Regions from separate parts of the Mus musculus genome. Here region 1 is linked to region 2. The links are chromatin loops, found by intact Hi-C in ENCODE. Cell type or tissue: gastrocnemius. All regions are shown on one strand. Links, peaks and the distances in the headings refer to the core of each region. The heading gives the core; the rest is flanking DNA.

What was found. Peaks named below come from ENCODE experiments on the same cell type or tissue, not always from the same donor. Only the 100,000 strongest peaks of a DNase experiment are listed, where the experiment ranks them.
Region 1: it touches region 2 in a loop (2.7-fold over the local background); 14 of 42 quality-filtered maps call a loop at or near these places.

The regions. Positions count from the first base shown.
Region 1 is chr7:73,486,513-73,501,842 of GRCm38, reverse strand. Chd2 (chromodomain helicase DNA binding protein 2) reads left to right here. Exons shown (of 39, transcript NM_001081345.2): 10 at 808-908; 11 at 1,860-1,904; 12 at 2,071-2,249; 13 at 4,012-4,136; 14 at 8,202-8,418; 15 at 10,419-10,508; 16 at 11,174-11,364. Among named protein-coding and RNA genes, the nearest start is that of Chd2, 48 kb to the left of the region's middle. In gastrocnemius, for the core only: no CTCF peak of the experiment used is centred there; no DNase peak of the experiment used is centred there; H3K27ac peaks cover 260 bases.
Region 2 is chr7:73,436,964-73,452,293 of GRCm38, reverse strand. It overlaps Chd2 (chromodomain helicase DNA binding protein 2), which reads left to right. Exons shown (of 39, transcript NM_001081345.2): 33 at 455-595; 34 at 3,003-3,137; 35 at 4,981-5,159; 36 at 7,960-8,059; 37 at 10,495-10,708. Among named protein-coding and RNA genes, the nearest start is that of A730056A06Rik, 69 kb to the right of the region's middle. In gastrocnemius, for the core only: no CTCF peak of the experiment used is centred there; no DNase peak of the experiment used is centred there; H3K27ac peaks cover 3,346 bases.

The DNA.
Region 1 (15,330 bases), core at 2,597-10,596, 51 kb before region 2:
GAACACAGCTCTCTAAGATTTCAGATTTTGCCTTAATCAGTCTGATCAAGGATCACTGAGTAGTCTATGGTTCTGTTTTTTTTTTTTGTTTGTTTGTTTGTTTTGCTTTTTCGAGACAGGGTTTCTCTTTTAATCCTGGCTGTCCTGGACAACTCACTTTGTAGACCAGGCAGGACTCGAACTCAGAAATCCGCCTGCCTCTGCCTCCCAAGTGCTGGGATTAAAGGTGTGTGCCACCACGCCTGGCTGGTTCTTTTTCTAAATGGAGATGTCTTCATATGTTGCTACTAAATTTTCAGATTTAATGAGACTAGCTAGCTTACTGAACCTTTGCTGTCTTTTCTTTGTTCAGTATGTTTGATCTTGACAGTAAGATTTTGAGTTTCTTTTTCCTTTTCTTTCTTTTTCTCTTTCTCTTTCTCTTTCCTTTTTACCTGATTTGTAGATGGGCAAGGTGAGGCAGAGAGTAACGTAAGTGAATCAATGACTTGAATTTAGAGAGACGTATGCAGAGCCAATGTCAAGAACATTTTGTTATTTTCTTTGGTTAGTCTGGGGTGACTTCTGTGAAATTTAATAATCTAGAACCCTCTGAATTATGCTTAAAATTATTCTTGGTTTTAATACAATTTGCAGAAATGTTTTTGTTGGTTTTTAAACCACAGACCTGTTACTAGAAAAGATTACCAAAGAGACAGACACATGGACTCATATAATTTTACATTTGTACTTAGGACATTTTCTCCCATACATATGTGTAGATCTCCAAGTTCTAACTGGTATATGCTATTTTGGTCTTCTGTCTAGGCTAGGGAAAGTTTCTCCTGAAGATGTTGAATATTTCAGTTGCCAACAGGAGCTGGCATCAGAGTTGAATAAGCAGTATCAGATAGTAGAGAGAGTAATAGGTAAGTCCATGAAAACTCTTTAGTCCTCTGTAAACTTGGAGACATGACCTTTGGCTTTAGGATAATATAAATGTACAAAATGAGTTTTGCAGTTTTACTTTTTGAGACTAAACAAAGGCCTATATTTATTTTGAAGGGAGAGCTAATAATTATTGCTTGTAGGTTTGGGTATGGGGGATGAGAGGAGACAGGAATGTCAAGGATATTGGTTCCAAGGTTTCCTATGAGAATGAGTCTCATTCCCTGAAATGAAAGGATCAAGGGAAGAACTGACGTTTAGAGTTGAAATCAAATGCTTAGGTTGGTAACTTCATTGTCATCTAAGAGACAAGCATTATTTGAGGGCTGCAACATTTGTTCAGCTGTAGTCTCCAGGTCTGAGTATTATTGCAGTAGAAGTAGGTGATTGACATGGAATACTAGTCTTGGATTTTATTCTTGAATTTCGGAGTGGGGCTAGCTGGTATCAGTGAAATTGTCTGAGGAAATAACTGTTGGCAGAACAGGTCTGATTGAGGTGGCCTCAGGAGAGAGTTAGAGGGGTTCTGCCTTTTATTTGAAAGGTAACAGAGTAGTAGAATGGGGTCCAGCAGCCAGTGTAGGTAGGCTTCTTTGTGAACACAAGACGAATGAGCACATACTTGCAAGAAAATCTTTCAGATTACCTTTTTACATGTATGGGTGTTTTGCCTTCATGTATATCTATGCTGAGTGTGCATACTTTGTTCATGAGGAGGCTCGAGGAGGGCTTCAAATCCCCTGGTACTAGAGTAACAAAGCTATGAGCTGCCAGATGGGTGGGTGTGGGAATTGAACCTGGGTCTTTTAGGAAAGCAGCTTTAGTGCTCTTATTAGCCTTTGACCATCTCTCTAGCCCTTTGCTTGAACAGTCTGCTTCTTTGCCTTTTTTGGCATGTTTTTAATAGTCTGTCTTATTTTGTGTTTGCTCAGCTGTGAAGACAAGTAAATCTACACTGGGCCAAACAGATTTCCCAGGTGAGCAGCAGATCTTACCTTTAGTAAATGTTCAAAATGAGCAGCTTGTGTCTTACAGATTATTTGTAGTTTTGTCACATGATATTCATTAGTTATACATTAAAGACGAAAATCACTTCCTACTTCAAATTTGACATTGTTTGATAATTTTTTATTCATGATATAGCTCACAGTCGGAAGCCAGCACCTTCAAATGAGCCTGAGTATCTGTGCAAGTGGATGGGACTACCCTACTCAGAGTGCAGCTGGGAAGATGAAGCCTTGATTGGAAAGAAATTCCAGAATTGTATCGACAGCTTCCACAGTCGAAACAACTCCAAAACCATTCCCACAAGAGAATGCAAGGTTTGCCAATTGTTGAGTTTTGTAATTTTATTTTTTTTATATTTTTATTTATTTATTTCCTGTTTGTTTTGAGACAGGATCTCTCTATGATGTTGCTCTGGTGTCTTGGAATTCACTATATAGGCCAAGTTGTCCTCAAACTCATGGAGATCCATTTATTTCTGCATCTCCAGTCCTGGAATTAAAGGCATGCACCACCACCCCCAGCCTACTTTTGTATTGGTTTTTGTGGAAAGGTGTGGTAACCAAAGGGTTAGTTGGGCACATATGTAGAAGCAAAAATCAATGATGATTTTTGATACAATGATACAATAAGAATCAATGATGATTTAAAAGTTACATTAAATATAAATAATTACAGCGTGGGCTGTTGAATTTGCTCAGAAACTAGAGTAAACCTGCATGTGTGTAGCCCTTGGATTTGGTGGCTTAGCACCAGACAAGACTGAGCATCACTGGGCATGCCTGTAATCTCAGGTCTTGGAGGTGGAGGCAGAGGAATCAGAAATTCATGGTCGTCCTGGCCATGGAGTGAATTCAAGGCTGTTTTACTCATGACTTATCTCAAAGGAAAAAGAAAGAAAGTGAATGGGGAGGATGAGAGGTTGAAGAGGGGCCTCAGAGATTAGGAACACTCACTGCTCTTGGAGAAGACCTGGGTTCATTGACAGCACCCAGGTTGTGGTTTACAGCTGTGACTCCTGTTCCCAGAGACTCAGTGCCATCTTCTGACCTGAAGGATCCTGTATGCATGTGGTCTACTTCAGGACACTCAGACACAGACAGACACAGATAAACACACACTTTTTTTTAAAACAAGGATCAGTTATATGATGACTTTGCTGATTTATATAATTTAATACTTTATAATTAGCTATATTGTGAGAAATATTTGAAAGTAGATAATTTAGGCAGGAAAGATGTCTCTGATTTTAATTTAGAAACTGAATAAACAGGCTTTTTCTTGTTAGATTGATTGAACAAGTCTTTTCTTCTCATTGGAATTTGCTGAGGTCTGGAAATATGCTTGATTCCTTGGACTTTATCTTAGAGAAATTGAAGTTTAATAACTTCAAACTCCCTCTTGTCTGTGAAAGCCAGCATGTGATTGTTGGTCACGAATGTGGTGGAGAGGCCAAGTTCAGAATAGAACAGAGGTGGAGGTCATGGCTCCAGTGGGCAATGGGAGAGGTTTCCTGAGGAAAAAAGCCAGTGCTTACATTTCCTCTGTCCCTTGGGAAGTGTAGTGGTGTTTAGTAACATATGAGAGAGTGTCCTGGGGCCTGGGCTGTAGGCTTTGTAGGTAAGGATGGTTGTTGCTCTTCCAGAAGACTCGGTTTCCAGTGCCCACACAGCAGCTCAACAATTGTCTAGTTCCAGGGTCCAGTCCCAGGGCACCCAACACTGACCACATCAGGTACTAACACATGTGGTGCCCATATATACATGCAGGCAAATACTCATACACTTAATAAGACTTCCAGAGTGCTACTGTATCGTTTAGAAAAGGTGACATCAAGGTAACGCTGAGTGTCACATGGTATCACTGGATGAGAAAATTAAGAGCTGATTAGTGTTTACAGAGTTATGTCAGAAAAAGAATAATTTACTTAAAAAAACTTAATTTTAGGATGAACTCTGGGAACAGAATAGGAAGGGGTGAGTTGGGGTGGCAATTCATACCTGAAATATGGCTAATGTTGTACTTTAAGGTCAAGGAAAAATGTTGTAAGACTTAGGTTTGTCCATTTTTGTTTCTCAGGCTCTAAAGCAAAGGCCGAGATTTGTGGCTTTGAAGAAGCAGCCAGCTTATTTAGGAGGGGAGAGTCTGGAGCTCCGAGACTATCAGCTGGAGGGCCTCAACTGGCTGGCTCACTCCTGGTGCAAGTAGGTAGAACATACGCTTAGACTTTCTCTGTGGGTTTGCCTTATTAGTATCCTTAGAGCTAAGGGTTGGACCAGTTAGCCTTTGAGGATTTTAAGTGATTCAAGGTAGGCGTGATTCCTCTGTCATTCTGTGATGTGTCATGTGAGAGCCTCCTTCACTGCTAAGGGCACAGTTTTAAAAACATTTTTAACTTAAGTATATGGTTATTTTCCTGTATGTCTGTGCACCACTTGTGTACTCTGTACCTACAGATGCCAGAAGAGGGCATTGGTATCCTGGACCTGCTTGAGAGCTGCCCTGTGGGTACTGGGAACTGAGCTCAGGTCCTCAGGAAGAGCAGCGAGTGCTATTACTCACTGAGTGCTCGCTCCAGACCAACCCCTTCTTTGTGTCTTTACTGTTTTTTTTTTTAAATTAGGTATTTTCCTCAATACATTTCCAATGCTATCCCAAAAGTCCCCCATACCCCCCCCCCCCACTCCCCTACCCACCCACTCCCCTTTTTTGGCCCTGTGGCGTTCCCCTGTACTGGGGCATATAAAGTTTGCAAGTCCAATGGGCCTCTCTTTCCAGTGATGGCCGACTAGGCCATCTTTTGATACATATGCAGCTAGAGTCAACAGCTCTGGGGTACTGGTTAGTTCATAATGTTGTTCCACCTATAGGGTTGCAGATCCCTTTAGCTCCTTGGGTACTTTCTCTAGCTCCTCCATTGGGGGCCCTGTGATCCATCCAATAGCTGACTGTGAGCATCCACTTCTGTGTTTGCTAGGCCCCAGCATAGTCTCACAAGAGACAGACAGCTCTATCTGGGTCCTTTCAGCAAAATCTTGTTAGTGTATGCAATGGTGTCAGCGTTTGGAGGCTGATTATGGGATGGATCCCTGGATATGGCAATCACTAGATGGTCCATCCTTTCATCACAGCTCCAAATTTTGTCTCTGTAACTCCTTCCATGGGTGTTTTGTTCCCAATTTTAAGAAGGGGCAAAGTGTCCACACTTTTTGGTCTTCATTCTTCTTGAGTTTCATGCGTTTAGCAAATTGTATCTTATATCTTGGGTATCCTAAGTTTCTGGACTAATATCCACTTATCAGTGAGTACATATTGTGTTCGTTCCTTTGTGATTGGGTTACCTCACTCAGGATGATGCCCTCCAGCTCCATCCATTTGCCTAGGAATTTCATAAATTCATTCTTTTTAATAGCTGAGTAGTACTCCATTGTGTAAATGTACCACATTTGTGTCTTTACTTTTTATATTAATATAGATATCGATGGTTATTTCAGAATTAAATTATAGCTTGAAAAATAAAATACTCAAGTTTATCCTCAGGTTTAGGAAGATGGTCTCTAGTTATAAACGTATTTACACTAACTCTTACCAAGTGAGCACCTTCACGACTTGTCTTTTCAATTGAATGCAGTATTTAAGCCTGAAGAAACAATGTTGGAGTTTGACTGAGAAAAATGATTTTCATTAATGCTACCCGTTCTCGTGTAGGCAGAGTGAAATGTGGTGGGAGACATGTAGACAAGTAAACAGATATAAAAGTAGATGGAGACTTGGGAAAAAGGGCTTGGGTTGGTGGAGCAGGTATGAGATAAAAGGAAAATGGGGAGATTGATCAAAGAATGTTATGTGTATGAAATTGTAAAGCAAGTAATTTTTTTTGTTTTGTTTTTAAAAAAAAAAACAACTTTTTTGTCAGAAGATAGTGAGTCCTACTTTTTCTAAAGGATCAGTAAGAACTTAGATGTCACTAAAGAGGTCGTATGAGCCAGCACTTGTATTGTATGCTTGATGCTGCTCAGAATGAGACCGTGAGCTTTGTTCAGAGTTGCACAATGTTTGCTATATAGTCATTAGTGTGGGATTGATTGATTGATTGATTTTGACATAGTCTCTTGATGTAGTTCTGGCTTTCCCTAGGACTCGGCATGCTGACCAAACTGGCCTTTAACTAAAAGAGATCTGTTGTGATCTTGGCAAATTAAATGCTTTGTTTTTCTAGCCAGTATTACTAGCTAATACTATTTCTTTTTTTTTTTTTTAAAGATTTATTTATTTATTTTATGTAAGTACACTGTAGCTGTCTTCAGATACACCAGAAGAGGGCGTCAGATCTCATTACAGATGGTTGTGAGCCACCATGTGGTTGCTGGGAATTGAACTCAGGACCTTTGGAAGAGCAGTCAGTGCTCTTAACCACTGAGCCATCTCTCCAGCCCCCGCTAATACTATTTCTAGTATTAAATATTTTAATGCTCTGGTTCACTAGTGAAGCACATATTCATGCAAACCAGTTCATTAGGCGCAGAAACTTTTGGTTGAAATACAGTCCCAGTAGCTTGAGTATAGCTGCGAGCCGGAAGGGGTGGCTTGCTTGTGGGTAGTACTGTCTCTCCAGGCACAGGAACAAGAGTACAAACACCTTCAGGTCTGTGTGCTTTAAGCCTCCCTTGGTAAGGATTACCAACCAGCCACAGCTCCTGCAGAGAGTCTAGCTGCCAGCACTGGCCTTCCCTTGGCTTTGTCTTGTGCTTCTTCTACTTGTAAGCAGGTAGACTGATGTTTGTGTACCTCCAGAGACAGTAAGCAACCACAGTTAAATCCTGCAGATGTTTCTGAGATAAACAGCCAGAAAAGGTGGGAAAGAAGGGTAGACCCACCAAGAGCCTTCCTAAGCTAGGCTGGGCCAAGTCCTCCAAGAGGGACTTAGGCTTTGAAAGCAGGAAGGAGAGCTGGTGTCTGCAGGGAAATAGGAAGAGCCCCTGCCAAAGAGAGCCAGCCACTGAAGGGTTAAGCTGAATAGATGACACTGGGGTTAGGCCATCTATATATTCTAGCTTGAGAAGAACCCGGATGAGCTGCGGTACCCAGGAGAAACACAAAGTCATAAACACCCAACAAGTATCAGAGTTGTGAGGGTTCTTGAAGGGTTCTTTAGCCATCTCTCCAGCCTGTAATAGTGTTTACAGTGTATGTCATACTAGATCTCTAATTTCCTGCCATATAGGCTACTTTCTGTTTCCCAAATATACTTTTCTAACTGTGGAACTGTGTTCATTTTCTTCATTTGTCTTTCTTTTTATATTTTTACAACAGAAAAAAAAAAAGAAAGAAAGAGAGAGAGAGAGAGAGAGAGAGAGAGAGAGAAAGAAAGAGAGAGAGAGAAAGAGAGAGAGAAAGAAAGGAAAGTGGAGTTACAGCTTCTTTTCTAGTCCTGGCCCATGAGCACTTGCATCAGTCTTCCAAGGTGCTTGTTCAGTGTTCAGAATCCTCTACTACTACTAGCTCTTTAAGGCAGAGGCAGGAGGATTGCAGATCCCAGATCAACCTGGACTACACAGAGAGAATCTACTTCATAGAAAACAAAACAAAAAATGAAAAACCAAAACAATCCCCTTAGAATCCTACAGTCTTTCTTGAATATTCTCATTCAGTTGCAATGAGGCCAGGAATTGTCAACTGTGTCTTATTTAAAACAGTTCCTCTTTGCCTAAAATATACAAGGCCTTGGGCACTGTCTCTAGCACTACACACAATACAAAAACCTATCCCTTTATACCTGCATCAAGTAGGTCTATAAAATAGTAGATGTTGTATTGATGAGTCAAGTGGAATGCAGTAGGATGGAGAAGGTAATTTGAGCAGAGGCACAGGACTGTTGGTATAGTGTTCAACAGCAAGGCTGATAGCCAATTTACTCCTTTGTATATGAATGAACCCAAGGCTACATGCCGTATGCTTCCATGATAAAGCTTGGCTTCTCTGTTAGAGGGATAGCCTAGTGAAGACTATGTAATTCAGAGCCTTGGGTCTAAGATGGGAACCTTACATGTCATCTAAATATTGGATGCACTTACAGATAAGTGTCTGGTTGTTATTTCTGTCTTCTGCTTTCTTCCATATTTAGGATTCATGTGTCACTGAAGATGAGGAGAAATTCATTGAAAGGACAAACTGATGCTTTCCTTTGTGATTATTGTGAACTGTGTATTTTGCACATAGTGTTTTTGTCAATATCTAATTGCTTCGTTTGTATTGTTTTCTTCATGCAGAAGTAACAGTGTAATCCTTGCTGATGAAATGGGCCTAGGAAAGACCATCCAGACCATATCGTTTCTCTCCTACCTGTTCCACCAGCACCAGCTCTATGGGCCTTTTCTTATAGTTGTTCCCTTGTCCACCCTTACCTCATGGCAGAGAGAGTTTGAGATCTGGGCACCAGAGATTAATGTCGTGGTTTACATAGGTGACCTGATGAGCAGAAATACGGTGCGTAAAGAAAAAGAGTTGAAGTGGTATGGGAGTTAGAAATGTAGTTTGGAGATTGAGTCTGTTTTATAGATGCATCAGTAAACTCTTTCAAATACTCTACTGTGCTCTTAGTACTCGCAGTTGTGAGTATGCAACTCAGATAGTCTTTAAAACATTGAACAAGCCTTTAATCCCAGCACTTAGGTAGAAGCAGGCGGATTTCTGAGTTCAAGGCCAGCCTGGTCTACAGAGTGAGTTCCAGAGCAGCCAGGGCTACACAGAGAAACCCTGTCTGGAAAAAAACCCCAACCAAACAAACAAAAAAACCAAACCAACAAACACAACATTGACCAAGGAGCATGTTATGTTTTAAGACAGCAGTTGCACTGGAGTCTCTCTTAGCTGGATTATAGTGGTTCTCTTCTCTCCAATTTTTTCTTCTCTCTGCCCTCCCTTCTCCACTCCCTACCAGAGTCTTACTATGTAGCTCAGGCAAGCCTCTAACTTGTGGCACTCCTCCTGCCTCAGCCTCCTGAGAGCTATGATCAGTGGCTTGCATCACAGCTAGTTTGGTTTTTATATTTATGGCCGCCCTATAAAGGAGAACTACATTTCTAGGAGTCTTGTTTAGTATCAAACATTGACTTGAGCATCATGAATTTAGCACACAATAAATTTGTCTTTGTTTAGCAAAATATGTTTTTGAGAAATGAATGACTTTTTCAGTACTTACTGTGTGTGAATTCTTGTGTTAGGTACTGTAACCCTTATGATAGTCTTCAAAATTGATAGCAGCTGTCTCCCATGACAATAGCTGTCCAGGGTGTCTGTCTAACCCTTTCGTTTAGATGGAGCCTGAGCTCTTGAGCTATGAGTCTGTCTGGTCCTGGAGCTTTGCTCTTGTGCCCTTCACTTTCACATGGGTTTTGGAGATGCTTGTAGTAAGAGCCGGCCACTGGGAATCTTCAGTGTTTAGGATAAATGCTGCAAACATATTTTCATAGATTCAAACTTGTCTTTGTTAAATGCTGTCATTTAAACAGTCTGATTTGGGTTTGGGTTGTACCTAAGTGATTGACTGTAGCATGCTTAAGGCTCTGGGTTTAAATTGCCAGCTCTGCAAGCAAAACAAAACAAAACAAAACAAAAAATATCTGAATTATAAACTGTACTAGGTTTCCTGGCCCTAATTTTAATTTGGTAGTTATTAAAGGAGAAAGCAAACCAGTATTTTGCTTTGTGGCAGGCACCCACTACTCCTCTTCAGTGGCAGTTAGCTGCAAGTCCTCACTTCCTTTCCCTTTTGTTCCTAAGTCATTAAATCCTAAGAATGGAGAAGATTCATGGTGTTTGCTGAGTTTGATCACAGTTCACTGTGGATTCATTAATTCTCCAGTCTCTTTACATTCCTTACTATTTTCTACTTATTAAATTATATTTTTCACTCTATAAAATTTGTTTTTCTCAGGGGATATAGCTGTTATGATTAATGAAATTTCTGGTCAAACTATTGATTATAATTTGTTACTTCTTAATAAATATCATCATATGCAAAGAATAATGGAAATTTCATTTCCCTAAGTCTGGAAAAGCCGTACTTTATTTAGTTATAAAAGATTTTTTTTCCCTTCTGAGACAAGCTTTCTGTATTTCAAGAAACTCAGAGAAATCAGCCTGCCTCTGCCTCCTAAGTGCTGAGTTTAAAGATGTGTGCCAGCATGCCTGATAAAGTCCACAACTTTAATTGCTGATAAGTTCTGCACACATAGTCAGATCTTAGCAGGAGGGTTTGGTTTATTTGAAATGATAATAAAGTTTTTCCTGCTCAGCGGTCTGTAGTTTGACTCTGACTTTCAATGTTCTAGCTTGGGTTACAGCAAGTCTTCTTAGAGTGCATAGGTTGTTCATGCAATTCTCATGAGACTTGTTTGCTGTTTCTATTGCATTTATTATAAGACTTGTTTCAGACACTTGGAAATAGAAATTGTGTCTTAATTATTGTTTTTCTCTTCTTGTAGATAAGGGAATATGAGTGGATTCATTCTCAAACCAAAAGGTTGAAGTTCAATGCACTTATAACAACATATGAGATCCTCCTAAAAGATAAGGTAATTAGTAATAAAGGTTAAGTCTTGCCCCTGTGTATCCTGTTAAATAGTGGGGCTGTGCATCCCACTTGTCATGCTTTCTTGCTCCGTTTAAAAGGTGAAACAAACAAACTTAAAATGTTCCTCAATTACTAAAATTGTGAAAACCAACCTCACCGTATGGGAGCTTAGGGTGGCTTAATCCAGTTGCAAGGATGCAAGAGGAAAGGGTATCGAGGGTGCACTGAGGTATTCTACAATAATTGGAGAGTTCTTTCTAAAGTTACTAAGTGGTAAATGCTTTTATTCTATATTCAGTGTTGTGTTCTTGTTGTTTCCTGTGTTGCAAGGTTGGGGTGATAAAATAGGCAAGAGAAGAATCTTTTGAAGACAAAGTAACCTAGAGTTTTTGTTTCTGTTTTTGTTCAGCATACCAGTTTCCAGCCTCTTGAAGGGGCTTGTAGTAGTAGATTGTATAAGAGATTCACTTGCAGCTTTAGATGAGCTTGAATTTGGCCATTGATAGAATGAGCAGAAGAGTCCTAATATGTATTAAATATGTGAAGAATAATTGTGTCTACATGTGTACCTTTGTAATGGAATTTGTACAGAAATTACTTAGCTGTGTAAGTACTTCTGGGTGCCCTTCTGACCTGGTGGCTCATCTGTTCTATTTTTCACTTTAGACCGTGCTGGGCAGTATTAACTGGGCCTTCCTGGGAGTAGATGAAGCCCATCGGTTGAAGAATGATGACTCTTTATTGTATAAAACTCTGATTGATTTCAAGTCCAACCATAGGCTACTGATCACGGGCACCCCTCTTCAGAATTCCCTCAAGGAACTTTGGTCCTTGCTGCACTTTATTATGCCGGAGAAGTAAGCTCCTTCCTGTTTGTTTCAAAAGGTGCTAGAATGTCTAATATGCTAGTTCTCCCTCCTGCTTCCCCAACCCCCCTTTTTTGTAGTTTTGAGAAAGGGTCTTACTATGTGATTTTGGCTATCCTGTAATTATGTAGACCAGGGTGGCATCAGTTTTAGAGAGATCTGCCTGCCTTGGCCTCTCAAATCCTAATATTAAACGCTGTACCACCACGCCTGGAAACTTTCTGATGTTCTTAATAGACGTAGCAGAGCTGCTAGCATGGGGAGCATAAAGCATTCATCTGTGGCAGAAGCAGCTCTGTTAAGATCTTGTAGCATAAGGGATAGAAGCTAAGAATGTGCCTGGTAAGGAGGGTTATGTAGTTGCCCACCACAGGTTTGAGTTAGTTAAAGATTTGGGAAATAAGACATGAGAGACAGGTAGGATGGTGACGCTTCTTACAATCAATCCCAGCACTTGGGAAGTTAAAGCAGGAAGGAAGGAAGGAATTCACTACCAGCTATTGAGTGCAAGCCCACTGTTAGCTCCATGTGACTCTCTGCCTCAGAAAGCATAAATCAGAACAAAGTCTCAAAGCCACATGAGTGAAGTATATGACGTATGTAGTCTGACATGCCTTAAACGCAGTCTGTGATAGTAGAAGCATCGGTTTTAGTTCTTACTCAAGCCAAGGTGCCTCTGAAGGTACTCTGGTTTATTTCTGTTAGATAAATTGTATAGGACAGATACATAGTATATATATTCATTTGGCTGACTTAAAATTGTCTAGTGTTGCTCAGTGACAACTTAGGACAAAGTCTAAATTGGTTCGTTTAGTTTGGAAGACTGTAGAGAGCTGGACCCTGGGTCATATTGGCTCATAACTCTTGTCCCACTACGCATTATGGATCAGCTGTCCTTGCCATCTTTCTGTCTCTCACACGCTGAGCCATTCCTGCTCTGTTCATCTGGAATGTTGCTTCTCTCTGTGTTGACCTGGCACTCACCTCTTTTCTTATCTTCCTTCCGACCCCCTTCCTGTTTCGCTGCATTTCCCTGACTTAGGCTTGTGGAAATACTAGGAATCTCACTTGTCTTATTCCTCTGTGATTCTCATTGTCTGGCGTAGTAACTACTACACAGGAAGCAATGTAATTACTGATTGTACAAGTGACATAATTGTAGAATGTTCCATAATTTATTTCATTGTAATGACTAAGGATGTTAAACATCATCTCATTTTTCTTTGGCTATTTGAGCTTCTTTAGTGAAATATTTATTCAAATCTTTTGCTGTTAAGAAAATTAGAGAGGACTGGGCAGGCACACACTTTTAACTCCAGCACTCAGGAGGCAAAGGCAGGGAAATCTCTTGAGTTCAAGGCCAGACTGGTGTACAGAGCAAGTTCTAGGACAACCAAGGCTACCCAGAGAAACCCTGTCTCAAAAATGAAAGAAAAAATGAGACCGGGGCTAGAGAGCTGGTTAAGAGCACTTGCTGTTCTTGCAGGAGACCTGGGTTCAGTTCCCATACTGTCCATAGTGGCCCACAACTGTTTGTAATGCCCAGCCCTAGGGAATATGAAATCCTTTTTAGCTCTGCAGGTACTACAGGTACTTGGTGCAGTAACACACATCCTGACAAAGACACCTAAAATAAAGTTAAATAGAATTTTAACAGCACTGCTTCAGCTCTTAAAAATTGTTGGGGTTGGAGAGATGGCTCAGCCATTAAAAGCACTGACTGCTCCTCCAGAGGTCCTGAGTTCAATTCCTAGCAACCACATGGTAGCTTACAAACATCTATAATGGGATCTAATGCCATATTCTGGTGTGTCTGAAGATAGCTACAGTATATTCACATACATAAAATAAAATAAAAAATTATGTTAATGAGTTGAACAGTTCATGTCTATAAAACAGTCCTGGATGCAATTTCTCTACTGGCTTGTGACTGGCTTTTTGTTTTCTTTACTTTTTGAGGTTTTATTTATTCATTTATTTATTTAGGCTTTTATTTATTTATTTATTTATTTATTTATTTGATATTTTCTTTATATACATTTCAAATGCTATCCTGAAAGTATACCCTCCCCCTGCCCTGTTCCCCTACCCACCCACTCCTGCTTCTTGGCCCTGGCATTCCCCTGTACTGGGGCATGTAAAATTTGCAAGACCAAGGGGCCTCTCTTCCCTGTGATGGCCGACTAGGCCATCTTCTGCTTTATATACAGCTAGAGACATGAGCTCTGGGGGTACTAGTTAGTTCATATTGTTCCACTTCTAGGGTTGCAGACCCCTTCAGCTCCTTGGGTGCTTTCTCTAGCTTCTCCATTGGGGGCCCTGTGTTCCATCCAATAGATGACTGTGAGCATCCACTTCTGTATTTGCCAGGCACTGGCATAACCTGATAGGAGACAGCTTTAACAGGGTCCCTTCAGTAAAATCTTTCTGGCATATGCAATAGTGTCTGGATTGTTTTATTTTCATAACATCTTTTGAAGAGACAGATTTTAACTTTGTTTTTGTTTTTTTTTTTTGGTTTTGGTTTTGGTTTTTTTGAGACAGGGTTTCTCTTTGTAGCCCTGGCTGTCCTGGAACTCACTCTGTAGACCAGGCTGGCCTCGAACTCAGAAATCCACCTGCCTCTACCCCCCAAGTGCTGGGATTAAAGGCGTGCACCACCACTGCCAGCCAGATTTTAACTTTTAAATATAATTTATCAAGTTATTTTTGTGTGCTATGTGTATAACAGGTAGGTCTAACCATGGGCCCAGAAGACATTGTTGTTTTATAAATTTCAGCTGTCACATTAGGTGTATATTTTATTCTGCCCCACTGAATGCATGATGGGTCAGGACCTTGGTTCAGTTTTATTTTCCTCACCGAGCAATTTGGAAAGTTGTTACGCACCATTGGTTGAAGGCAGCATCTTGCAAAGATCTTGGTTGAGACAGAAAGGATGTCCTCGTGCTCTGTCCGCCGGGATGCTCCTGTCTGTTGTCCTGTGCAGCGCTGCCTTAGTTCTGCTTCACTCTAGTGTTTAACATGGAGGATGTAAGACTCGGCTTCAGTCTTTCTCAGAACATTTGTCTTCTCAGGCTTTAGTTTCTATTTCAAGATCAGCTCATTAATTTCTGGGGGAATTCTGTTTGCATTGCATTGTATCTACATATCAGTTAAGGGAGAGTTATTAATCTAATAATAACTGTGCCTTCTATTCCATGGTCAAGGAAGGTTTTCTCTATTTAGCTGTGAAATTTTTCTCAGTAGTTTTTAGTGGTTTCATTGTTGACAAATTTTAAACTATTTTTGTTGAATTTTAAATCATGGTTGCAGTTTTGGACATTTTGTTATTTTGGTAAGATGCTGAGGATAGAACTCAGGACTGTGTGTGTGAGAGTGTGTGTGATGACTAGGTGGGTCAGTGCTCTTTGCTGAGCTAAGTGTATACCTTGAACCCTCTTACACTGTTCTTTTCATCTCATTTAGACTGACTAGAGTCTAGAGCTACAGTTAGAAAGAACTGCAGCTGAGCATAGAGACAGAGTCTATCTAGTGCTACAGTTGAGCATAGAACTATGCGTAGACTTTAGAGCTACAGTTAAGTATAGATCTACAGAGTCAAGAGCAGTGGCTCAAGACCCCTTTGGGGGTTGAACAACCCTTTCACAAGAGTTGCCTAAGACACATATATTTACATTACCATTCATAGTAGTAGCAAGATTACAGTTGGGAAGTAGCGATGAAAATAATTTTTAAATTTTTAAAAAAATTTATTTTATTTTATGTATATTGAATACAGTTAACTATCTTTAGCCACACCAGAAGGGGGCATCAGATTTCATTACAGATGTTAGTGGGAATTGAACTCAGGACCTCTGGAAGAGTAGTCAGTGCTCTTAACCGCTGAACCGTCCCTCCAGCCTGAAAATAATTTTTTGTTTGGGGGATCAGCACATCATGAACGCTGGCCTAGAG
Region 2 (15,330 bases), core at 3,696-11,695:
CCAACATAGATTTGAACTCAAGTACATGAATTCAGGTACTGACAGCCTCATCAGTACTAGTTGACACGTAGTAGGGCAGGTGTAATGTTTCTTTGGTCCTTGGTTTTTTTTTCTGTTTGTGGAGTAGAAACAGTAATGCTGTTGTTTTAGGGGCGTGGGGTGGGTGGTTCTTGGGATCTAACTCAGGGCCTCATGCATCCTGTACAAGTGTATTTACTGAGCTGAACTCCATCTGGTCAGTGCTTTTGAGAGTTACTTTGAGAATTGGATCAGAGAGTGTAACAGTGTCTGCCTGTACAAATCTAGTGGACTGAGAGTTCTACAAGTTCTGCAGTGCTGGTAGGCTCTTAATGGAAATGACTGAAGTCACTGATGAGCCCTGGTCCAATGCTGCTTTCTTTAGAAACAAACTAGGAAGCCAAGATTGAGAAATGTGCGGTTTTCTGCTTCCTAGGATGATGGTCTAGAAAAAAGTCCAACGAAAAAAAAGCAGAAGAAGAAAGAGAACAAGGAGAACAAAGAGAAACCAGTGAGCTCTCGGAAGGACAGGGAAGGAGACAAAGAGAGGAAGAAGTCCAAAGACAAGAAAGAGAAGGTACTCAGCATACAAGATTTCATATAACATGAAGTATAACCCCTGGGAGAACTGTCTTTGAGTGTATCTAGGAAGGAAGGTTGGTCTGCGTAAGGGATGCCTGCACCCTTCTCACAGGAAAGGGAGCTAGGCAGTCTTGAGCTGTTGTAATGTAGAAGACCTTTATTTGGTCTGCCATTACACATTTGGGCAGAAGTGTATGAGATGAGATGGGATAAGTGAGAGAGAATCATGTACAGCTTCTTAGACTATGACAGAAGAAAACTGTCTACATATACTGCAGACCTGAGGAGTTGAGGGTTCCAACCAGATACCACATATCAGCAGCAGACACTGGAGTAGAAGACCTGGGTAAAGGCCTTCATGTTGGGAGTTTCAGGAAGTCATTCCAAACCATAGAATTGATATGGTTTCATTACTAGGTAGATGTGAAGAGAGTTGTTTGTAATGAGCCCTTAGCATTGCTTCAAGCAAATCACAGCTATAACTCTGCCATCTACTGACACCTTCACTGTTTTTTACGATTTTAATTAAGTTTTATGTGTATGGATGTTTTGCTTGCATATATTTATATATTACATGTGTGTCTGGTTCCCAAAGAAGCCAGAAGAGGGCATTGACTCCTGGAACTGAAGCTACAGGTGCTTGTGAGCCACCATGAGGGTTCTGGGACTGGACCTCTGGGCCTTAAGAAGAGTGGGCAGTGTTCATAATCCACGAGTCACCTTTCTAGCACTCGCCATCTTACCTTTTTGACGTTAACTTTTGTAAATTTCCCCTTGGAATATGACTATAAATATAAAATACTGCTTAGCTCAGACCATTGGGTAGCCTCTTCTCTCCACACAAGAGTATATTTATTGCACTACCTTACCACTGAAGAACAGGTGCTAAAGTAGTTCTTATTAGATAATTTGGCTGTTGTGTAGTAGAAGCTATTTAGGTCTCATACTAAAATTACTTTCTAGTTTTTCATGTTAAAAACTATGCTGTGGTTAAAAGCATTTTCTGCTCTTGCACAGAACATGGATTCAGTTCCCAGCTCCCATGTGGTGGCTTGCACCCATCTGTAGTAACTCCAGTTCTCGGGGATGTAATGTCCTCTTCTCACCTTGTGGACACTGGACACATGGACTACACATGAATTAAGGGCACAGCTACACAAATACAAGAATAATGCTAAGGCTTTGCAATAAGAGTAAGCTGTGCTGGGTAAAGGGGATGAAGTCTTTTGCATCAGTGTTCCTACAAAATAATGTTTCCTTTTGTTTTGTTTTTGTTTTTGTTCTCAGTTTGGTTTGGTTTTGTTGAGTTATTTTTGAGACAGGGTTTCACTATATAACCCTCCTGACCTGGAACTCACAAAGATCCTCATGCCTCTGATTTCTTTGTGTTGAGGTTAAATATGCTTGGCAGTTTCACGTTTTTTCATGTTTACTTCAGCTGGCTTTTCCCCTTTCGGGCACTGCTGCATCTCCCCTTGTCCAGTTCCTCTTCCTGTTCCCACTCCTCAGAATGCCTACTGTAAAGTTGATGTGAGACCATGCTGTTGTGCTTTTGTGAGTTTTATTTAAAAATATTTTTATGTTTTCTTTGTGTGCACATGTCTGCCTGACTATATTCAGGTGAACCACATGCAGGCAGGAGCTTACAGAGGTGTCAGATTCCCTGGGCATTTCTGAGCCTCCATGAAGGTCCTGGAAACCATGCCAGGATCCTCTTTGTAAGATCAAGCATTGTTAACTCTAGGACTATCTTTCCAGACACACCTCCTCCATGCTTTTTTAAAATTTGTATTTAATCTGTATCAAATTTTCCTAAATAATCTGTGTGTGTCCCTCTGAAGGCTTTGAATCTACATTATTTTGGTCTCCATGCTTGTTTCTCTTGGCTTCTGTCAGTTACAGTTAATATGCATTCCTGGACCAGACTGTAGCTGTTAATAAAGCTTGCTGCATGGTAATTAGGAGTTCTGTTTAAATCCTTAGTTTCTTCATGAAATTTCTGTAAATTATATTGATAAACTCAAAGCTGTAGTTGAGTACCTTTAGACAGAAATGGGAATACTTAGAATTTAGGTATTAATCTTTTAAGTTTGTGTGAATTGAGGTCATCATTTCCCTGCTCTAGCAAAGCACTGGTCTTGCAGAGGACCCAGGTTCAGTTCGCAGCACCCACCCACGTTCTGATTCACAGTGTTTATGACTCCAGTTTCTGGAGATCTGGCACCCTCTATGGCCTTTTCATGTTCATGCACAGATGTGGAGCACATAAACCCATACAGATACACACACAGTCATATAAAACAGTACCACCACCACCGTCACCAAATAAAACAAACAAACAGAACTCTGCCTAGATTTTAAGATTATTTAGTGATCATGACTCTTTGTAACTCTTTGAAAAGGTCAAAGGTGGTGATGGCAAGTCTTCAAGTAAATCAAAGCGATCTCAGGGTCCTGTGCACATTACAGCAGGAAGTGAGCCTGTTCCCATCGGGGAGGATGAAGACGATGATCTGGACCAGGAAACCTTCAGCATTGTAAGTCTTGAAACGGAGGATGCTGATGCTTGGACACAATGCTCGCTGTGCTCTGTCTTCCCAGGTGCAGCCACAGAGCTTCAGTTAGGGTAAACGCTGCTGTGTTGCTTTGCAAGCATGTCCTTGTTATGTTTACAGATTGTAGGCTGAACCAGTAGGGTGTCTTATATTTCTGTTTTTGAGAGTATGTGTGGGCCTGCATGAGTTTATGTGTACCACACACTTGCAGAGTTTAGAGGGGTTCTCTGTGGCACTTGGGAAATAGAAATGTGCCAGTCAGGAAACAACATTTGGAGACCCTGTCTTAAAGAAGAAATTTCTTATTCTTCTATTGTTTATAGTGAAAGTAGGATCCATGACCAAGCTGACTAGATAGCTAACTCCCTGAATCATGTTGATGCCCCTGTGATAGATAGGGTATAGAGGCGAGAGAGGAGTCCCTGGAGATCCAGCAAGAAGGGAATCTGATCTGGTGAGGCAGGTCCAGGGAGTAATGTTTGAAGTGGGTTCTGAAGGAAGCATATGGGAATGGGAGAAGAAAGGGACATGCATGCCAGAGTGGCAGGGGCTCTTATGATGTATGAGGTGGTGACTGTGGCCCTGTGGCTAGAGTGGTGGCTTAAGACGCGCCAACTGTTGAGGAGAAGGGCTTTGGCTAAGGTGGTAAAGCTCTAGACCGTACCTGCTTCCACGCTATGAAGCTGAGAGTTGGACCAGGACACACTCACTTCTGGGAGCCTGGGAAGGGGCTGCCAGCCTTTATCCATTCCACAACTCTATTCTCTTTCCAAACCTTACAAGTCATGGCTCACTTCAGCAACTCTTTCAGGCTAAAGAAAAAGCTGTCGTTTTTTGCAACGGGAAATGTCTTTGTCTTGGGCTGACAATAGAAGGGAGAATATTGACCCAATTCTGTGATGTTCTGTGTTTGGCCTTTCTCTGTAGACCCTAAAACCTATTTGCATATGCCTATGGTTTTCTTTCTTTGCAATGAAGACAGTTTTCTTATATTCTGTGAGCATTATGTTCACCTAGGTACTAGAAACATGAATGAATGAATGAATTGGATAATGAATACATTCATTATTCCCTGTTCTTCCTTATTGCGCTGTTTAGAAATAAAGCAATATCTGATGCTTCTGTGGTGCCACTTTCCGGTTTTTTTGTGTTAATATGTTTTGAACCAAGGGTCTTGTTCATACTAGCCACATATGTGACTAAGTCTGGTGGTACATGCTTGTCACCTGACCACTGTGGACACAGAGGCAGGAAGATCACAAACTCGAGGCCAGTCTGGGCCACATAGCAAGATCAGACTAGCTTGAGCTGCAGGGTAATTTATATGTTCTGTAGAAATCGTTGGTACATTTTTTATTCCCACTCACTGAAACAGTGTTTCCTAATTTGTAGTGTCTCTTTATTCCATTATAAAAACTGAAGTTAACTACTGAAAATGCCCATGAGTTTCTAGCTGAGGAGACTACCACAGAGTATATAGTAGTTTTGTTGTTTCATTATTAAGAAACTTTATGATCGCGGTTTTCAGGTTAACCCTATAGTACTGTTTACATTTGACCTTCTTCGTGGCCACAGCTCTCTTGCAGATGGGGAAAGAACATTCAGAGAGGCTAAGTCAGGTATCAAAGGTCCTCATCTAATCCCGGATATGGTGACGGCACTTACACCTCGGAATTCTGTGTCTCTGCACTTGTCCCATTCCACGGGTGTTCCCACTCCTCTCATAGTGACACGCAGCATGAGGGTGGGTGTCTTTCCTGGACCTCAGTGTGTGGACCTGTTAAGCATTCTTTGACATGACTCATGCTCTTTTGGCTTGTTGCAGTGTAAGGAGAGGATGAGGCCTGTGAAGAAGGCACTGAAACAGTTGGACAAACCTGACAAAGGGCTCAGTGTGCAAGAACAGCTGGAACACACCAGGAACTGCCTGCTCAAAATTGGAGACCGCATAGCCGAGTGCCTTAAAGCTTACTCAGACCAGGAGCACATCAAATTGTGGAGGAGGTAACCCACTCTGGCCTTGATTCTGCCCAGTTTGATTTGACAATGTGCGAGTGTGCTCTGTTTTTAAAAATAGATTGCATGGTTACTTACTCTTTTGCCAACGGGATTCATTTGTTGACAGTATAACCTTAGGCCTCAGCTTCCTTTTCATGAAATAAGCCACTTTGTAAAGTCCAGCCTTTTCTTTTGATGTACCATTAATGTGGTTTATATGAGGATGATGATAATAGTAATAATAATAGCAATAGTAATAATAGTGGTAATAATATAATAATAACAACAACAACAGTAACGGGCTTTCTGGCTTGTTGTCAGAATATTTGCTTTAAACCCATAAGACACAAACCAGAATAATACTTTCCTCATCTCAGGTTAGTGTTATTAAGTCTACTATAAGAAATGGGCTGGCTCCATAACTATCTTAGTTACTGTTTTGTCACTGTGATACAATACCAGGGCCACCATCAAGCTAGGGAGGAATGTGTTTATTTCAGCTTATGACTCTTAGGTCACCTTTCACTGCTGAAAGGTGAGGCCGAAAGCAGAGCAGGAGCCTGGAGACAGGAACTGAAGCAGAGACTTCGGAGCAGTGCTGCTCACTGGTTTGCCCCTTGTGGCTTGCTCACCCAGAACCACATGCTGAGAAATGGCACCACTCAGTGGGCTGGGCCCTCCCAAATCAGTCATCTACCAAGGAAAAGCATAACAGTCCAATCTGGTCAGGACTTTCTCATTCATGTTCTCTTTTCCCAACCTGACACAAAAAAAAGAGCTAAAACAGGTCTAACACGTAAAGCGAAGCAAAGGTTATAAGCACATGAACTTGAGTTCTCCATTTTCATCTCCCTAATAAAAAAACTCTAGTAGTAACTGAAATTAATGCAAGACATTATGACTTGCATGTTAATTTATAAACAGGTTGCCTATCCCTTATCAGAGATGCTTAGAATCAGAAGGATTTTAGATTTTAAAATATTCATAAACATAGGTAATGACATGTCTTTAAATGGGAAGCAAATCAAATATAAACTTCCTCTTTGTTTCATATATACTCACTGTCCCTAGCCTGCAGGTGTTCTTGTATGGAGCATTTAGTGTATCTGCATTTTGACTGTGACCCATCACGTGAGGATAAGGGTGTCATTTTCCTCCTGAAGGATCAGTGTCATGATTTTCAGAACATGGACATCTCCCGTAGTTACTCAGAGCAAATGGCAACCCTGGAAAGCAACTGTGATAATCGTCAAGATGGGAGGTGCAGCCACCCAAACTGTTGAGACAGGAGGCCTGTAGTTTGACTTAGGGTCAGATTGGCCAGCCTAGTGAGACTCGAGGGACGTGGCTTTGTAGCTTGTACAAAGCCCTGGCCTTAGTTCCCAGTACTAGAGGAAATGTTGAAAAAGTAATGTTAAGTGTATTTCCATAAACTGTATTTACCTTTAGCCCATGTGCTTCGTGGTTAATGCATCTCTGGCTTAGTGGATGGCTCTTGAGTGAAACATCGGTTTTCAGAAATTTCGTCATGATGCTAGTGATAGCATGCCACACTTCCTGAGTACAAAATATAGTTTTCAACAGTCATTTCTTCCTGCTTAACACTGTTTACATTTCCCCACTTTACTTAGCATATAACGCTTTCTTTCTAACAGATTAAAGGATGGTAGCAGGTCATCTTTGGCTTTCTGCTATGCTCTTGGTTCTGTTGGTGTTTAAAACCTGGTCACCAGCACGTTTTTATTAAAACGTCCTTGATTTTTAAAAGTTCAAAAATAATACAAGGTATGACTTCCATAGAAACTAACCATCTAAAAATAGGTATAGAAGCAGTTTTAGAAGTTGTATGAAGGAACTGCCTACAGGGATGGCGAGACAGTCCATCCATAAAAGCAAATGCCATTCTTCCAGAGAACCCAGGTTCAATCCCTTCGTTATGGCTCATAACCATGTATAACTTCAGACCTCCTTCTAGCCTCTACATGCACCAGGCACACATATGGCACACAACACATTCAGACCATACACCCTTGCACATCTGCACAAGGATGGCCAGGGAGGCTGGGGACCTTGAACTGTGAGAGTAGATGAGCTAAGTGGAAATGGTGAAACGAACACAGCCAAGGCTTTAGCAGAGGCTTGAAAGTGAACAGCCAGGGCACTGGGAATGTGTAGGGTCTGTTGTAATTTGCCAAGAAGCCTGTGGCTCTTTATAAGAGAGGCCTTAGTAAGCTAAGTGGCTCTCTACCTGACATAGTATGTTGACTGTTTGGTGGCCCAGCCCAGCACAGCATAGAGAAAGTGCTCACTGGAAAGCTTGGATAAAGAGCACTGTTGGTAACTTACTGTCACTTCCAGCGTCTCTGTAATTACCCTCTTTGTGCCATTCCTATGTATGCTATACAGCAATGCCTCGCTAGGGCCTTCAGCAGTCTCTTAGAGATGACAGGCCTTAGTGGCAATGAGTCCCGGGATTGTAGTATGCTCTTGTGGACCCAGCTTAGTGCAAGGACTTGGATAACCTTTTACATCAAAATTTAGTAGTTTGCCATCTATAAAATCACTTTTTAGCTAGGCAAGATGGAACATACATTAAAAATTCCAGCACTTGGTAGGCAGAGGCAGGCAGATCTCTTGAGTTCTCTTGAGGAGAGCCAAGACTACACAGAAAAACCCTGTCTCAAAAAAAGAAAAGAAAAGAAAAGAAAAGAAAAGAAAAGAAAAGAAAAGAGAGAAGTACCAGAACAAAACAACAACAAAATCAGTTTTTACATTGTTTAATTTACCAATACTATTTTTCTTTTAGGAACCTATGGATTTTTGTTTCCAAGTTTACAGAATTTGATGCACGAAAACTACATAAGTTATATAAGATGGCTCATAAGAAAAGATCTCAAGAAGAGGAGGTAAAAACGCAAATGTAGTCCTAATTTATACAACTATTGCAAGTCAGTTCCACAGGAAACCCCTTAGGTTTTGTTTTTCTCTGGGGAGGTAATGATCAATCCGTGGGGTTGTTGGTGCCCTATAGGCCATTGACTCTTTGCCTGTGTTTTACATGGATTTGGTACAGCCTAAGCAAGGTGACAAAAACCAGCGCAGGTCACAGAGTGTGTGACCTATGGTCCAGACATAATGTCATAGACTGTGATTTTTCATTATACTAGGTAATTTCATTAGTTCCTAACATACTCCCATGAGTAGGCAGACAGTAAAACTTTTGTTTATTAGGTAAGATAACCAATGCATTAGAGCCAAATAGGGTTTTAAATCCTGACAAGGATCTGTTAACCTGTGATCTCATGACCTGGATGCTTGTTTTCTAGACCCTTCCTTCTTATGTATATCCTTTTTTTTTAGCTTGTAATGTGGCTTGTCATAAGTCCCATTCTTGTGTGGGCCCATGTACTTGGCATCCATCCAGCTCCTCACACAGAAGATTCCAAATTGCTCACTTAAAGGAGTAGACAGTTTGCAGTGCCCAGTAGTTGTTGCCCTTTTGTATAAGTACGTATGTATTGTATGGGGATGGCCATAAGGGTGACTTGGCTTCTGCTGTAGCATTACTTCTCACGCAGGCAAGCTCTCCTGTAGATCTGCTACCGTCCCACATGGGCCATGTCCAAATCAGCCACTGAGGAGCAATTGTGGACATTATTCCACATTCACAAATGTGTCAGGCCCACGAACACAGAGACTCTCTGTCTCTCATGTATTGCTGTGCCTTCAGCATCTGTAGTCATGCTAGGGCCAGCATGGGCACTTAGAAATAGTTGTAATGTGAACTTGCTGGGTTATTGACCTGAGAATTATGCCCTCAAGCAGCTCATCTTTCAACTTTACACTGACGAATATGATATAGTGAGAATAGGCACAATACAGTGTGTCTTAGTGAAACTCTAGTCAAAGTTTTTATATTTGTCTATTCATTTTGTGAGTGAGAGAAAGAAAGACAGTTCATGGGAGTACAAGTATGAGCGCTTATCCAAGGACAGCTTGCAGTCGTCTGTTCTTCCTTCTCCTTCCACATACTCTGTGTATCCGGGCTTAGACTCAGGCTGTCAGCATTAGTGTTGAGTGCTTTTACCACTGAGCATCTCACCGGCCTCTATCAGTATAACTTTTCTATGGGTGGGAGCATAGTTGGGAAAGGCCCTTAGGCAGGAGAGTAAGTTGGGTTGAGGATCTGACAGTGAGCACACGGTGGCAAACTTCACAGCAGTTGATGAGGTTGAGGGACACACGGATGTCGAGTGAGTCATCTTCTTTCTCTGATAGTTGTCTTAGCTATGGTTGCTAGTGCTGGGATGAAACAGCATGAGCAAAGGTGAGGAAAGAAGTCAGCACAGGAACTCAAACATGGCAGGACCTGGAGGCAGGAGGCGGGGCCATGGAGGGTGCTGCCTGTTGCCTTGCTCCCCTTGGCTTACTTTTTTATAGAATTCAGGACTACCTGCCCAGGGATGGCTGCACCTACAATGGGCTGGGCCCTGCCCCATGAGTCAGTAATTAAGAAACTGCCTTACAGGCTTGCCTACAGCTAAGTCTTAAGGAGCCCAGCCTCAATGGAGGCTCCTTCTCTCAGATGACCTCAGCATGTATCAAGTGGACATAATCTAGCCAGCACAGTTGCTTTCACAGTTTGTCAGCAGAGTAGAACGCGTGCTTCTCCTTCCAAGAGTTTAGTTTAAGGCTAACCAAAGGCTAAAACATGCTTACAGTGGGCATGGCTGCTGGCCAATAATCATGGGACGGTACAGCCATGAATTTCTTACTCAAGCATCAAATGAAATATGGAGAAGATATTTTCATAATGTGCCAAATAAAGAAAAGACAGAAACAAATAAAGTGTTTTTTTCTGTTCTTTATACGCAAAAGGTTTAGATATAGAGCAAATAATTTAATAGTCCTTCCCCTCCTGGTCAGATTTTAACTCTTCCCATTTGACAGCTGGGAGTTCTTTAGCCTAGTTAGCCTTGGAAACCTAGTAAGCAGGATTTTGTGTGGCTGTGGCAGTCTTCTGAGAGTGCTGACTACCTGGCTGTGTGCACAGGGACAGGCTGTATACAGTGACACCTAGCTGTCCTCCATGTGTTCTCACAAGTAGAGGTTGGTTTTCCTGCAATGAACTAGTAGGTCAAAGTCCGCAGACTGCCAGCTCCTGTTAGGTGATTGCCGCTGTGGAAGCCCATGGGAGTTGACAAACAGTTTTGGCAAGAATTTACTAAAAGGCAGTTCAAAGGTAGAGAGGAGCAAGATGGACCTGTTCAGGAGGTGACCTTTATTCTGATCTCAGAACTTAAGCCTGGGTTCTAAGCTCTTCGTTTTTTTACTCTTCCAGGAACAAAAGAAGAAAGATGATTCGCTTGGTGGTAAGAAACCATTTCGACCAGAGGCCTCGGGCTCAAGCCGGGATTCTCTGATATCTCAGTCCCATACCTCACACAACCTTCATCCTCAGAAGCCTCATTTGCCTGCCTCCCATGGCCCACAAATGCATGGACATCCAAGAGATAACTACAGTCACCCCAACAAGAGACACTTTAGTAACGCAGGTAGGCCACTAGGTAGCTTTTTCGGAGGTGTCACAACCCTCAGTCACCTTGTTTTCGAAGGACATTTGTACTTTTACCAAGACCTTATTGTCTGTTCTTGGTTGAAATAAAACATGAAATAAAGATCTAGAAGGTTAAGGGCCAGCTCTAAATTAAGGGACCACAGGTACCATAAACAAACAAAAGGTAATGGGCAGACTTAGGGAGCAACTTACTTCTGTGTGTAAGGTAGGCATTCAGACTGCTAATACTTAGTTGGTGACAAGAAGATAACCAAATAGAAAAATGAACAGTGGATGGTTGGCAGTGAAGAAGCAGTGTGTGACAGAGACCTTTCAGAGACTGTAATCTGATAAAGGGTTAGTGTGGAAAGTAGAAGGGACTGGTTAAGAAGTGGCCAAAGGGTTTAAAGAGACATTTCTCAAAAGCTGCTCATGAGAACTCTGAAACACCCTAACTCAATGGTCCTCAACCTGTGGGTTCAGACCCCTTTCACAGGGCCACATAGAAGATAGAGAGAGTTATATTATGAGTCACGACAGTAGAGAATTACAGTTATGAAGTATCAATGAAATAATTGTATGGTTGGGGGAGTCACTACAACATGAGGAAGTGTATTAAAAGGTCACAGCATTAGGAAAGTTGAGAAGCACTGCCCTAAGTTAAGTTATAGTCCAGACAGGGAGGCACAGAGGTAAACGGATATGATTTTAGCTCACAGCTTCCCGCTAAGTCAGCAGAGAAGCCTGTACCCTTCTTTGCTGTGTGCTGAGGACTGATTACCTGTAGGGCCATACGGTCCTTTGCTTTTGGAACTATCTCAGCAGGACGTACCGGAACTTCGTTTATGGACTGTTTTATTCTTTTTCAGGAACTGATGTGAGTTTGTTGCAAACAATTTATGCTTTAGCTTCCCCTAATTTCACTCTACTAGGTCCTAGCCTTGTATGCAGTGGACATTTTCCCAGCTGCTGTGCTGGTGGTGGCCCAGGGACTTAACCTGTTGCCTTTGACCTTTAGATTAGCACCTGTACCTCAGTAGTCATTTATCTCAGAGACCAGTTAGTCTCAAGTTTTAATAAAGGTGTACAAACAGCCAGCTGGTGTGTAGAAAAGCACGCAGCATTGTGGACCGCAGTGAGACACCACTTGACACCTGAGAATAGCTATTATCAAAGCAGCACAGGGCTCCCAGGATGTGGAGGTGAAGGCATGCGTTTGTTGCCAGTGTCCATTGATGAACACAGCCGTGTAGAAAGCGTGAGTAGAGGTTCCTAAAGCATTAACAGAGAACTCCATCCGACCCAGCAGACCCAGTACTGAGTGCATCTCAGGCTGAAGGGCTGGCGGGACTTTTGGGTTTACTATTGGTGAATACTTACTTAAAAGAGTCAGCATATGGGATTAACCTAAGTGAGGGATTGGCAGGCACCCATTAGAAGTGAGCCTGTCACTTGTGGCCATGTGGATCAACCCAGAGGTTTTATGATTAAGAGCTGTAAGCTGGTGCAGAATGATGATACTACGTGGTTCTTCCATATGCAGAATTTAACGAGTTGAGTTTAGAGGATCAGAGAGGAGAACAGTGGTTATCCAGGGCTGGGAAGCTGGGAAGAAGAGGTGGAGGAAATGCTGGTTAAAGGATAGTTTAGTTAGGAGAACAATGTTCAAGAGATGAACTGTACAGAATGGTGACTAGTTGACAATATATCCTTTAGAATCATTGGGAGGTTTTAAATATTAACACAGTTAGTGATTGTATAGTTAACATGTATTTTAAGACATGCATAAAATGAGTATCTTTGGGTTTTATTGCTTTGAAGAGACACCAAGGCAACTCTTATCAAGGAAAACATTGAATTGGAGCTGGCTGACAGTTCAGAAGTTTAGTCCATAACGTCGTGGTGGGAAGCATGGCGGCGTGCAGGCACACATGGTGTTGGAGGGGCTGAGGGTTCTAGCCCTTGATCAATAGGCAGCAGAAGGGGACTGTGTGTGTTTCACACTGAGTGTAGCTTAAACACGTAAGACCTCAAAGTCCCACCTCCACAGTGTCCTGCTTCCTATAACAAGGCCAAACCTCCTCTGATAAGGCCACAACTCCTAATAGCACCATTCCCCATCGGCCAAGCGTTCAGACACACGAGGCTATGGGGACCAAACCTCATCAAACCACCACAATACGTACATGTAGTTTCTATTTAATTTTAAATATAAATTTTGAAACAAAGCTTAAAAAGGGAAAAGAAAAGTAGGTTGAATTACATTTGTTTAGAAAAATATAGAGACAGCCAGACAAGGTGGTACACCCCTTTAATCAAAGCACTTGGGAGGCAGAAACAGGCAGATCTCTTGTGTCTTTGAGGCCAGCTTGCCTTATATAGTGAGTTCCAGAACAGCCAGAAATAGAGAAACTATGTCCCGATAAAAGAAACGAAATATACAGAGATAAAATTCAAGGTGTGTGGTGGTATCTGCAACCCCAGAACTAGAGAGGCTGAAGCAGGAGAGGACTGAGTTCAGGGTCCTGCAGCCTATGTAAGATTTCCTCGAACCTCATTACAGCTATGTAGATTAAGGATTAGGGAATCCATGGAACATTCCTATAAAAGAGGAAAGTAAAACTGCCCATATAACAACATTCCCCACCCCCAGCAGAAAGTTAAAAAAATTTTTTTCCGGGGCTAGAGAGATGGCTCAGCAGTTAGCACTGACTGCTCTTCTGAAGGTCCTGAGTTCAAATCCCAGCAACCACATGGTGGCTCACAACCATCTGTAATGAGATCTGATGCCGTCTTCTGGGGTGTCTGAAGACAGCTACAGTGTTCTTATGTATAATAAATAAATCTTTAAAAAAAATTTTCCCACTTATTCAGGTCAGCAATAATTAAAAGGAGAAATGCACACTAGTTATTAAGGATAGGAATTGTTCTAGTCTGTTTTGCAAAATAACTTGAAATGAGTAAATATATCGTCCCCTGACTAGGAGAGTGGTTACATGAGTATTAGTCCATCTTCACCCAATATCATCAGTTATTACAGAGAATTGGCCAAACCAGCCATTGTACACTTGCTGTTATTATCAGCACTTGGGAGGCTGAGGCAGGAGGATTACATGTTTGAGGCTACATAGCAAAGTGTTATCTCAAAAAGTACTCCCACATTTTCCTGAAAGTTTTATTCAGTAAAAATGTTTGGGGCTGGAGAGATGGCTCAAGGGTTAAGAGTACTGGCTGCTCTTCACAGGACCTTGGTTCAGTTCCCAGCACCCACACAACCATGTGGAACTCCAGTTCTAGAGAACCTGACTCCTGTAGGCTTCTGTAGGCACTGCATGCATGCGGTACACGAGACATGCATCCTGGCAAAACACTCAGATGGAAAAGAAAAATAAAGTTGGGGAAAATAAGTCAAAGTGGGGAATAATAAGAACCAAGCAATCATCAACTCCATGCCTGTCTTTAACTGACTGAGACGCAGCTCATACAGCATTGGAAGGTGAGCCAGTCAGTGGGGCTGGGGACGGTCAGTGTCCTGCATAGCGACTTGTGCCTCCGTGCCTCCTTCCATTTAGTCTCTGTCTCCTCAAATGAAATTCTATACCATTCCCCATCCTTGTCGCTTTCATAGCTATCTGCATTTTACCTCTGAAAATTAATATACTCTGACTACTTCATGTAAATGGAACATATAGTATGTTACCGTTTATGACTGGCTTAGCAAAATGTTTTCAAAGTTCATTCTAATTGCAGTGTGTGCGAGTCAGTACTTAATTCCTTTTTTATGGAAGGTTATTTTTTTCACTCAATGGATAGACCACGTTTTGTTCATTTATCAATGGACATTTCATTTCTCCTCTTATTTTTCTGTTGAGAATAGTACTAATATAAATCTATCCAAATATTTCCTGGAGTGCCTTTTTGTAACTGTTCTAGCTAGGCATCTAGGATAGATTGCTGGTTATATGGTAACCGTCTGTCTGATTTCTGATTAGCCAAGGACCTGTCTCCCTTATGATACTGAAGCACATGTAAAACAGAAGGTGTGAAACGTCACGTCTGCCTGCCCATTAGTGACTGACCTTAGATGAGTAGGAGAGAGGGAGAGTGCAGGAATTTAATGTGTGCATTCTTTACTGCTCACCAGTTAAAATAAGTAAAAAGGACTTTTAGAGACAGGAGAGGAAAAGGTAAAGAGCAAGATTCAAAGCACATAGAAGCACAATATAAGATTTTTCCTACAGCAGTCAAGAGAAGTGCATGTCATTCTAAACTTTAGTTACAGAATTCCATTTGTGTACATATACACAGTGGATCGCACGTTTGAGGCTGTGTAGCAAGTTATTATCTCAAAAAGTGCTTCCACAGCTCCTTTAAACTGCTAGCCACTAAAAATAGGTCTGGGCCTGGAGAGCTGGCTCAGTAGTTAGGAGCACTGGCTGATCTTCCAGAGGACCCAGGTTCATTTCAACAAAGTGTGTGTGTATGTATGTATGGATATGTGTGTGTGTTCTTCAGTTTGAGAGTAGCTTAAACGCCTTGTAAAAATTTCAAGATTTTTTTTTTTTTAAAGAAAATCTATTTTCATCTTTACCTCCTTTCTAAGGAACATTAAATCAGGTG